2 separate regions of the Homo sapiens genome follow, and region 2 is linked to region 1. A link is a loop called in an ENCODE intact Hi-C map of the cell type or tissue named here. Cell type or tissue: B cell. All regions are shown on one strand. Links, peaks and the distances in the headings refer to the core of each region. The heading gives the core; the rest is flanking DNA.

What was found. A loop is a pair of places that touch in the nucleus more often than their neighbours do. Peaks named below come from ENCODE experiments on the same cell type or tissue, not always from the same donor. Only the 100,000 strongest peaks of a DNase experiment are listed, where the experiment ranks them.
Region 2: it touches region 1 in a loop (2.5-fold over the local background); 11 of 110 quality-filtered maps call a loop at or near these places.

The regions. Positions count from the first base shown.
Region 1 is chr22:39,444,533-39,449,789 of GRCh38, reverse strand. No RefSeq gene overlaps it. Among named protein-coding and RNA genes, the nearest start is that of MGAT3, 9.9 kb to the left of the region's middle. RefSeq lists enhancers at 1,046-1,095, 722-1,630, 2,356-2,545, 2,776-2,825 and a silencer at 1,940-2,131. In B cell, for the core only: no CTCF peak of the experiment used is centred there; DNase peaks (open chromatin) are centred at 1,083, 2,629 and 3,524; H3K4me3 peaks cover 3,301 bases; H3K27ac peaks cover 3,324 bases.
Region 2 is chr22:39,386,329-39,391,808 of GRCh38, reverse strand. No RefSeq gene overlaps it. Among named protein-coding and RNA genes, the nearest start is that of TAB1, 11 kb to the left of the region's middle. In B cell, for the core only: a CTCF peak has its summit at 2,826; a DNase peak (open chromatin) is centred at 2,948; H3K4me3 peaks cover 1,065 bases; H3K27ac peaks cover 1,834 bases.

The DNA of each region.
Region 1 (5,257 bases), core at 1-5,000:
CCTTGAACAAGTCCCTTCCTCTCTACAAGCCTTACTTTCTACACTTGCCGAGTAGGAGCAATGGATTAGACAGGGATCCATCCATTACTTGGGGGAGTCGGGGGGTCCAAGAAAACTTGGGTAGCTGCTCTATCTCTAGCCTCCACTGTGACGGCAGGCCCCTCTGCCTTCCCCAGGCAGCCCCCAGGTGAAGAAACTGAGGCACAGCAAGAAGAAATGAATCCCACTCAATGGCTGAGTGCCAGAGTCAGGACTCAGATCCAGGTCTGGGACTCCAGAGCCAGTGCTCCAGCCACCAGGAGCCATGTCCCTCCCTGCTCCCTGCCCAGAGGGTCCTGTCTCCCACAGTGGCTAACCCCACAGAGAGAGAGGAACCCCGTCTCTACTAAAAGTACAAAAATTAGGTGGGCGTGGTGGCGGGCGCCTGTAGTCCCAGCTACTTGGGAGGCTGAGGCAGGCGAATCGCTTGAACCTGGGAGGCGGAGGTAGCAGTGAGCCCAGATCGCGCCATTACACTCCAGTCTGCTCAACAGAGTGAGACTTTGTCTCAAAAAAAAACCCAAAAAAGACGGAATGGCATCCAGACTGAGGTGGGGGAACACAGGGGCAGCGGGGATGGTGCAGAAAGGAGTGCCTGGTGCACTTAAGGGAGGGGCTAGGCATAGCCAGAAAGTGTTGGGGGTGGCTGTGAAGAAGGGGGTTCAAGCCAAGGATGGCTCTAAGCTGCAGGAATGCAACAGATGCTGAGAGTCAGACTGAGTGACCTGGTGAAGCTGAGCAGGTGAACCCACTGTAGCCTGTGGCCAGCCTAGGAGGGTGGCCTAGCAGAGTGAGGTTTGGAGGCTGGAGACCTCAGGGGAACACACTGAGCCACAACAGTGTCACCAGCTGGCATCTCCTTGTTCGGGGCCCTTGAGGGAAGCAGACATGTCCACACCTGTGTGCACAGGCCTGGCACATGGAGACCCAGGCCCTCCGTGCACACGGAGCAAGTCCCCATCAGCCTGCGTGTGCACCCACTGGAAGGCTCCCCACCCTAGTGCCACATACATGCATGCACTCTCACACAGACACGCCCCACATGCATACACAGGGTGCATCCCCGAACGCACAAGCCCTGCCAGGCACTCCCCACAAACTCACAGGACGACATTCCACAGGGTCACCGAAGGGAAGGCAGGGCTGGGAACCACGAGGCCCAGACAGGGGTGGTGTCAGGCCACGCAGAGCCCCTCTCCTGACTCCAGCACACCCTCCTCCTCTCCTCCACACCCAGCACCTGCCTTGGTGAAGGGGCCTTGAAACTCAGAGGTGGGGGCGTGGGCCCAGCCACACTGACTCTTGGCCTGTCCATCCTACAGCAACTTCAGGTCCCCAGGCCTGTCAGGGAGTTTCAGCCTCTGTCCTCACGGCCCCTGGGCCGAGTCATCACTCGGCAGCCACAAAGCCACAGGAAGGTGGGCAGGGGCTGGGCCTGGGAGGCGACCTTGGGAACATCCAGTCTATTTGTGATTGTCGGAACCCGAAAACCACAGACCCCAGGTGGCCAGCTAGGGGCCAGCGGTTACTCTGGTCCTTTTGATGGCCTGAAACTTAAATAAACCAGGGTGCTGCTGGAAGCCCTGTTCAGGGGTCCAGGCTGTCCAGCTGGACCTGGGCCAGCGAGTAGAACTGGAAGAAGAGAGAAATTCACTCAGGAAATCTGGGATCGGCCACAGGGTCTCCTGCTGGCGGTAGGAGGCTTAGCCACTGACCTTTAGCTCAAGCATGCTCTGAGGCTGGGGAACTGGCCAAATATGGTTCCACTGGGCCTCACACCTGTGACCTGGGTGAGGAGAGGGGCTTCAAGGTCATCTCCTGTGGCCCCAGTCTCATGCCACTGCTTACACACGTCCTGTGATGTGGCGCTCACTCTCTCACTCTATTATGTGACCACTTTGGCTGTTAGATACCCTAGAACCCGCTGCCTGGAACTGGGCAGAGCAAGCCAGCTTCTTCATTGGCACGGCGGTCCTCCAGACATTTGGCAAGGGTCCCTCCACCACTTCTCCTCCCAGGTTTTTTTTTTTTTTTTTTTTTTTTTGAGACGGAGTCTCACTCTGTCACCTAGGCCGGAGTGTGGTGGCTCGAACTTGGCTCACTGCAACCTCTGCCTCTCGGATTCAAGTGATTCTCCTTCCTCAGCCTCCCAAGTAGCTGGGACTACAGGCATGTGCCTCCACACCCAGCTAATTTTTTTTGTATTTTTAGTAGAGACAGGGTTTCACCATATTGGTCAGGCTGGTCTTGAACTCCTGACCTCGTTATCTGCCTGCCTTGGCCTCCCAAAGTGCTGGGATTACAGGTGTGAGCCACCGCGCCCGGCCTCCTCCCAGGTTCTTTAGCGCCTCCTCCTATGACATGGTTTCCAGACCTTTCCATCCCAGTTACTCTCCATTTGCCCTCCCCCGACATGTCCTGACTTGCATAGATGCACACAAAGGGTCTCTCACCTGCCTTGGCTGCCCTGCGCTCCGTTAACACGGCCTGCATCTGCGGCGAGAGCTCTGGCCACCACACACACTTCCTGCCAGTTGCTCTGCGAAGTGCAATGAACTGCAACTAGAAAGCTCAGGGGCTCAAACAAATTCAGGTTTAAAACAACCTCAGCCACACTATGGTATAGAAAAGGGAAGGAATAGGAGGCGGAGCACAGGCACTAGCGGAGCAGGTGCAGTTCGGGCTCCGGAAAGAGCACGGGGATGATAACCACAGAAGCAAACCCACATCACTGACCACGGGCTGGCATCATCCTGCATTGTCACGCCAGGCCGTGATGTTGGGCATGGCAGCTAACAAGACAGACCTGGGCTACCTGGGCCCAACTCCGAGATTCACTGACTCACTGTGTGACCTCAGGCAACTTGTTTGCCCTCTCTGTGCCTTCATTTCCTCATCTGTAAAGTGAGGAATGTCATAACAGACCCCGCCTGACAGGGCTGTTGGGAGGCTTGCATGAGTTGCTAGATGCAAAGTGCTTAGAACGGGGCCTGGCACAGAGCAATCGTGTCTGCCCTTCCTTTCTCCCCATTTTTCAGATAAGGAAACAGGCATGAAGCAGTGAAGTTAACTTTCCCAAGATCAGGCAGCTAATGAGTGGCAGCACCTGTGCTGGGAGGCCACTGAAAGGTTCACGAGGCCTCTAGGGGTTGGAGGAGAGGAAAGATCCACCCTGGTTTCCCCCCTGCTACCCTCAGTGAACATCACTGTCTGGGGACATTTGCTGCACTCCAGAGTCTGTGAGGCCGAGGCGGGGCCAGGGAGCGGCTGCTGTGTGGCGCCCTCCGCCTTTCGGAAACCCCAGGCAGGGCCAAGTGTTATCACCTGCAGGAGGAGCAGGCCCAGCTCATTCCCGGGAAAACACCCTCAGGGACGGGGACAGAGCCGGGGCCTCTGGAGGAAATGGCCTTTGGTTACGCTGGGGCCTGTCCAGAGCCCGCTTATCCTCCTCTACTCACCCCCAGCTGGGCCTCGAGCCTCCTGGGCCTCTTCTGCAAGCATGGGGATCACCATACACTCTGCTGCCCTGCCCCACTGGAGGCTGCCAGCAGTTAAGGACGGCTCTGAGGCTTGGGGTCCTTGGGTGGGAGATGTCTGCCAAGATGGCTGCAGGGTCCCCTCCCTCCCCGGCCCTGGCAGCATGTCCACCATTTTCCCCTCCCTGCAACCTGGGCAGGCCTGTGACTTGCTTTGCCCACTAGGATGAGGAAATGTCCAGGCTAGGCCTCAAGTGGCCTTGCAATGTCCTTTTCCTCCAGCTTGGAGGTCAGCAGCTATGGAGGGAAATCCAGGGGGAGAGCGGCCCTGGACCACACAGGGAAGAGAGGGGCCGCCTCCCCCAGCTGTTCCAGCCACCCCTGCCAGGCGTTGGGCCTGGGAGGGAGGCCAGGGGGCCGCCCCAGCCAACACCGCAGAGACAGTGACATGGCAGGCGGACCAGGCACAAGGCCTGCTCCCACCGGAGGTCTGGGTGAGTTACATCGCCTTTCCTAGATTTGGATCCCCCCAAAGAGGGACAGTAAAAGCACCAGCATGGTCTGGAGTGATGGTGCAGGATGAGCGAGCCTTGTGAGTGGTGCTTGTGACACTGGCCCAGGGGCTGTGTCGGAGAAACACCAGCCGTTTTCACTACTATTAGAGGCTTGGAGACGGCTGAATCCAGGCAGACCCTCCCCGGCTGGACAAAGTCTCCAGGGAACGGAGCAGCAGGATTCTAACAAGGGCTGCTGCTGTGGGGACACTTACTGTGGCCATGTCTCAGCATGAACCACATCACTTTTGAGCCTTCCACCGTCTCATGAGGGGTATGACGTAGCCCCCACTGACTGCAGCTGGCAGGAGAGAGACTGTTTCTAAATCAGGTCGGGATGAAAGTCACTCCTTCCTCACAGGGCCAACCCTCCAGCTCCTAGGAGGATTCAGGGCCCTGGTGATTCCTGCAGTGTTCTTGCCACCAAGCTCATCCTACAGGTGGACAAGCTGATGCTCAGAACTGGAAAGTGACTCGTCCAAGATCACACTGTGCTGCCATGCAATGTGATGGCCATGTGGAGCTGGTGGCCTGGTCCAGGCTGGCCAGGCTAGGACCAGACTCACAGCTCACAGCAGTCCTGACAAGGCTAGAGGGTCTGGAGCCATGGCCCTGAAGGCACAGAGAAGGCGCCCCGTGGATCCCTTCTCAGATTCCTCCTGTTATCCCCCTGGCGCGTGTTGCTGCTGGCTGTCAGAGGACGCGCTTAGGTTTCCTTGTTTGTTGTCTGTCTCTCCACTGGGCAGGGCCTTTCTTTGGTTCCCAATCAGAGCTGAGCGCACACTAAGTGCTCGATGCATATTCGCTGGAGGAATGATTGGATGTCGCTGGTCTGAGATGGATCAGATGGGGCCAGACTGGCAGTGGGGAGAGCTGGCAGAGGCGCTGGGAAACAGGGGAGGTAATGGTGGCTGGGGTGGAGATGGGAGGCTGGAAAGAGGAGATGAGACCTGCAGGACCAGGTGTTGTCTGGGATGTGGCATGGGGAGGGAGTTGTGGGGCTGACTCCCAGAGGTCTGATGGGGAAGGCTGCCCCTAGACTGCCCGCCCCGACAGCTGGGCTCAGAGGCTGGGTTCCAGGCGTGACATCACTAGGCAGAGGCCCTCAGCACCCTTCAGGCCCGGACTCGTGCCTCACCCTGAGATACGCCCATCCCCACCCCATCTCCTATTCCTCAAACTCTTGAT
Region 2 (5,480 bases), core at 197-5,196, 58 kb after region 1:
TCAAGAGATTCTCCTGCCTCAGTCTCCTGAGTAGCTGGGATTACAGGTGCGCACCACCAGGCCTGGGTAATTTTTGTATTTTTAATAGAGACAGAGTTTCACCATGTTGGCCAGGCTGGTCTGGAACTCCTGGCCTCAGGTGATCCACATGCCCCGGTTTCCCAAAGTGCTGGGATTACAGGTGTGAGCCACCGCGCCTGGCCAATATGAAGAGCTAAATATTTTTTTAAAAATTCTTTAAAATCATGAATTTCTCCTACTGTGACAGCATATAAAATACTCTCAGCAGCTACAGCAACAATTGCCTTGGCAGAAGGAGCCTTCTCAAAATAAAAAGTATAAGAAATTATTTGTAATCTTGCCTTTGCCAAAAGTGGCTGTTGTAGCTTTCAATGGAAAATGAAGTTGTCATAAGTATAAATTTCAATAACATAATAAATGAACTTGCAAAAAGAATGAGCCAAAAAATCATATGACCAATCAAGAAATCATATTAGTAAGGCATTATTTTTGTATTATATAAAATGACACCAAAATATTATTATTACTATTTTATTTTTTATTTTTTGAGAGGGAGTCTCATCCTGTCACCCAGGCTGGAGTGCAGTGGCGCGATCTCGGCTCACTGCAACCCCCACCTCCCTGGTTCAAGCAGTTCCCCTGCCTCAGCCTCCCGAGTAGCTGGGATTACAGGCACACACCACCAAGCTCAGTTAATTTTTTTTTTTTTTTGTATTTTTAGTAGAGAGGAGGTTTCACCACGTTGGTCAGGCTGGTCTCGAACTCCTGACCTCAGGCAATCCGCCCACCTTGGCCTCCCAAAGTGCTGAGATTACAGGCGTGAGCCACCACGCCTGGCCTATTATTATTATTATTATTATTATTATTATTATTATTTGAGTGGGAATCTCGCTTTTGTCGCCCAAGCTGGAGTGCAACGGCATGATCTCGGTTCACTGCGACCTCTGCCTCCCAGGTTCAAGCGATTCTCCTGCCTCACCCTCTCCAGTAGCTGGGATTACAGGTGCCCGCCACCACCCAGCTAATTTTTGTATTTTTAGTAGAGATGGGGTTTCACCATGTTGGCCAGGCTTGTCTTGAACTCCATACCTCAGGTGATCCACCCATCTCAGCCTCTCAAAATGCTGGGATTACAGGCGTGAACCACCTCGCCCAACCCCAAAATATTATTTTTTATAATCTTAAATTTATGCTGTTACTCATGTGTTACTCTTACTCCTATTATATTTTATATGTAATATTTTGTAAGTAAAGTGCTTTATATTTTAGTATTTTTATTTCTATTTCTATTTATTATTATTATTTTTTTGAGACGGAGTCTCTCTCTGTCACCCAGGCTGGAGTGTAGTGGCGTGATCTCGGCTCACTGAAACCTCCACCTCCCGGGTCCAGGCGATTCTCCTGCCTCAGCCTCCCAAGTAGCTGGAATTACAGGCACATGCCACCATGCTGGGCTAATTTTTTTTTTTTGGTATTTTTTGTAGAGATGGGGTTTTGTCATGTTGGCCAGGCTCGTCTCGAACTCTGGGTCTCAAGTGATCTGCCCGCCACAGTCTCCCAGAGTGCTGGGATTACAGGCGAGAGCCACTGCACCCGGTCAAAAATTACACTATTTTTTAATATTGCTTTTTGAACAAGAGGCCCTGCACTTTCATTTTGTACTGGGCCCTACAAATCATGCAGCAGCCCTGATTCTGAAACCTAGCATTTCTTTGAAATAGTTTTCATATTTCTCCAAATTGTCCTGAGTCAGTTAAAACCCTTGCAGGGTTTAATGATTTCCCTTAAGTCCAATGAAGGCCAATCCATTACATTATAACTTTTTTTTTTTTTTGAGAAAGGGTCTCACTCTGTCACCCAGGCTGGATTGCAGTGGTGGTGATCATGGCTCACTGCACCCTCAACTTCTTGGGCTCAAGAGATCCTCTCCACTCAGCCTCCCAAGTAGCTGGGACCACAGGTTCAGGCCACCATGCCTGGTTAATTTTTGTATTTTTTGTAGAGACGTTGTCCTCAAACTTCTGGCCTCATTGATCCACCCACTTCAGTCTCCCAAAGTGCTGGGATTATAGGTGTGAGCTACCTCACCCAGCCCTAACTTATCTATTAATTTATTTTTAGATGGAGTCTCGCTCCAGGCTGAGTGAGTGCTCAGCCTGTCACCCAGGCTGGAGTGCAGTGGAATGCTCTCTGCTCACTGCAACCTACCCCTCCTGGGTTCACGGGCGATTCTCCTGCCTCAGACTCCCGAGTAGCTGAGATTACAGGCACCCACCACCACGCCCGAATAATTTTTGTATTTTTAGTAGAGATGCTGTTCTGGAGCTTTGGCCTCGCTTACAGGCGTGAGCCACCACGACCGGCCCTAACTTTTTTTTTTTTTTTGAGACGGAGTCGTTCTCTGTCACCCAGGCTGGAGTGCAGGGGTGTTCCATCTCCGCTCACTGCAACCTCCGCCTCCCGGGTTCAAGCAATTCTCCTGCCTCAGACTCCCGACTAGCTGGGATTACAGGCGCCTGCCACCACACCCAGCTAATTTTTGTATTTCTAGTAGAGTTGGGGTTTTACCATGTTGGCCAGGTTGGTCTCGAACTCCTGACCTCAGATGATCCGCCCACCTTGGCTCCCAAAGTGCTGGGATTACAGCGTGAGGCGCCGTGCCCGGCCCTAACTTCTTAAGGACCACATCGCAGCGTGGAGCGGGTCGCTCTGAAAGGCTGACATACTCCACGGGGCTCAGACGCCCCAATCCATCCCCCATCCCTTTTGGGGTGCTGTCCTCTCCACCTGGGATTCGTTCTTCAGCATCCGACAGGCGGCAGGTGCGGGGCCTTCGGATGACAGTTTCGGTGTTTGGGGTGTCTGGGCAGGGGAAGCACGTGACGGGCCTTTGGTGCCGCAGAGTGGAGCGAACACCTGAACCGCAACGACGAAGACGGGAAGTGGACAGGGAGGCGGGCGTGGCCACTAAGGGATGACAGCGACTCCGCACACGCGGCCTGCCCTCTGCGGACCACAGTGACGTTTCACCTTCTTGAAGATTGGAGAAGGGAGCCATCAGGTGAGAGGGGTCAAGCAGGGCGGGCGGCCTGACCAGCCCCAGCAGCCCCGGCTTGGAACCCGACCCCGCTGTCCCCCAAGGGTCGGCTCCTCTCGCTGAGCAGCGGCCTCAGGGTCGGCCTTCAGGGTAGCTCGGGCTCCTTGGGTTGCAGGCAGCCCCTGCCCTCCGCACTCCTAAACGGGGTCAGAACCTGGGTGTCCTGGAACGGAGCCCCGGGATCCCTCACCCGCCCCGCCGCGCTCCTTCCCTCGGCACCCGCTACTCCTCGGACCTCTTGCAGACTCCGCTCGCCCCCGATGACCGCAATCCGATTGGCTTAGCATCTCTCTCGCCCGCCCCTCTCCCGGGCGTGGGCAGGGCCAGTACCTTGACCGACGGGCCATGCCCAGGCCACGCCCACTTGCTCCTCCCACCCGGCCTGGGCTCCAGAGCCTTTTCTGGTGGGATTTTTTTTTTTTTTTTTTTTTTTTTGAGACAGAGTCTCTCTCTGTCGCAGGCTGGAGTGTAGTTGTGCGATCTCAGCTCACTGCAACCTCTTCCTCCTGGGTTCAAGCGATTCTTCTGCCTCGGCCTCCCAAGTAGCTGGGACTACAGGCGCCCACCACCACACCCGGCTAATTTTTGCTTTTTTTTTTTTTTTTTTTTGGAAACAGAGTTTCGCTCTTGTTGCCCAGTCTGGAGTGCAATGGCGCCATCTTGGCTCACCACAACCTCCACCTCCCTGGTTCAAGCTATTCTCCTGCCTCAGCCTCCTGAGTAGCTGGGATTACAGGCATGCACCACCACGCCCGGCTAATTTTTGTATTTTTAGTAGAGACAGGGTTTCTCCATGTTGGTCAGGCTGGTCTCGAACTCCCGACCTCAGGTGATCCGCCTGCCTCGGCCTCCCAAAGTGCTGGGATTATAGACGTGAGCCACCACACCCGGCCTAATTTTTGTATTTTTTTAGTAGAGACGGGGTTTCACCATGTTGGCCAGGCTGGTCTCAAATTCCTGACCTCAAGTGATCCTCCTGCCTCGGCCTCCCAAAGTGTTAAGATTATAGGCGTGAGCCACCGTGCCCGGCCTCGGTTCATTTGCAGATCTGTGCCTTCTTCAAATACATCTGGACTTCTCCATTCTCTCACGGTCATGGTGACCTGTCTCTTGACTACCATCTAACCAGCAGAGTGGTCTTTTGAGAGCATGCACTGTTGTGGTCACCCACCCTTCATGGCTTTACAGAGGCCTCCAGGCCCTACACTGTGGGATCCATGAGCACCTTCTGGCCTGTCCTTCCTCATTCTCCTCTCTCTCCCTTCTGTGCGTCCACTGCACCTGCCTTCCACCACTTCCAAGCTCTTTCCCAGCCGGGGACCCCTGAGTCCTGGGTCCTCCCTGCAGAACTCACCAGCTTGGATAACTCACCAGCCCACCCGCTCACGTCCAAACCCTGCTCATGGAGAGCGCTTGAGTCGAGGGTCACCTGCTCGACCGGTGGTGGTTGATTTAGTCAGGGTGATCTAAATTGCATCGCATATTCTTTCCAACCCACTCCAGCACTTAGCACAGTTGATATTTTTGCTTGCATGTTTAGTTAACAGCATTTCCCCCACTGCGTGATCATCTCCAAGAGGGCACTGTCTACCTCCTTTGGTGTTGAACTCCTAGCGCCTAGCAAGTTTCTGGTACTTTACAGGCTCTGGGTAAATTTTTTGCCGGCTCGGGGCAACTATATTTAATTTTTTTTTTTTGAGACGGAGTCTCACTCCGTCGCCAGGCTGGAGTGCAGTGGCGTGATCTTGGCTCACTGCAACCTCTGCCTCTCGAGTTCAAGCGATTCTCCTGCCTCAGCCTCCAGAGTAGCTGGGACTAGAGGTGCTGGCCACCACACCCAGCTAATTTTTTTTTTTTTTTTTTTTTTTAGATGGAGTTTTGCTCTTGTTGCTCAGGCCTGGAGTGCAATGGCATGATCTTGGCTCACTATAACCTCCACCTCCTGGATTCAAGCAATTCTCCTGGCTCAGCCTCCCGAGTAGCTGGGATCACAGGCACGTGCCACCACGCCTGGCTAATTTTGTATTTTTAGTAGAGACGAGGTTTCTCCATTTTGGTCAGGCTGTTCTCAAACTCCCGACCTCAGGTGATCTGCCCACCTCAGCCTCCCAAAGTGCTGGGATTACAGGTGTGAGTCACCACGCCCAGCCACGCCCAGCTAATTTTGTCTTTTTAGTAGAGACGGAGTTTTACCATGTTGGCCAGGATGGTCTCAGTCTCTTGACCTCGTGATCCGCCCGCCTAGGCTGCCCAAAGTGCTAGGATTATAGGTGTGAGCCACTGTGCCCAGGTTTTTTGTTTTGTTTTGTTTAGACACGGGGTCTCACTATGTTGACCAGGCTGGTCTTGAACTCCTGGGCTC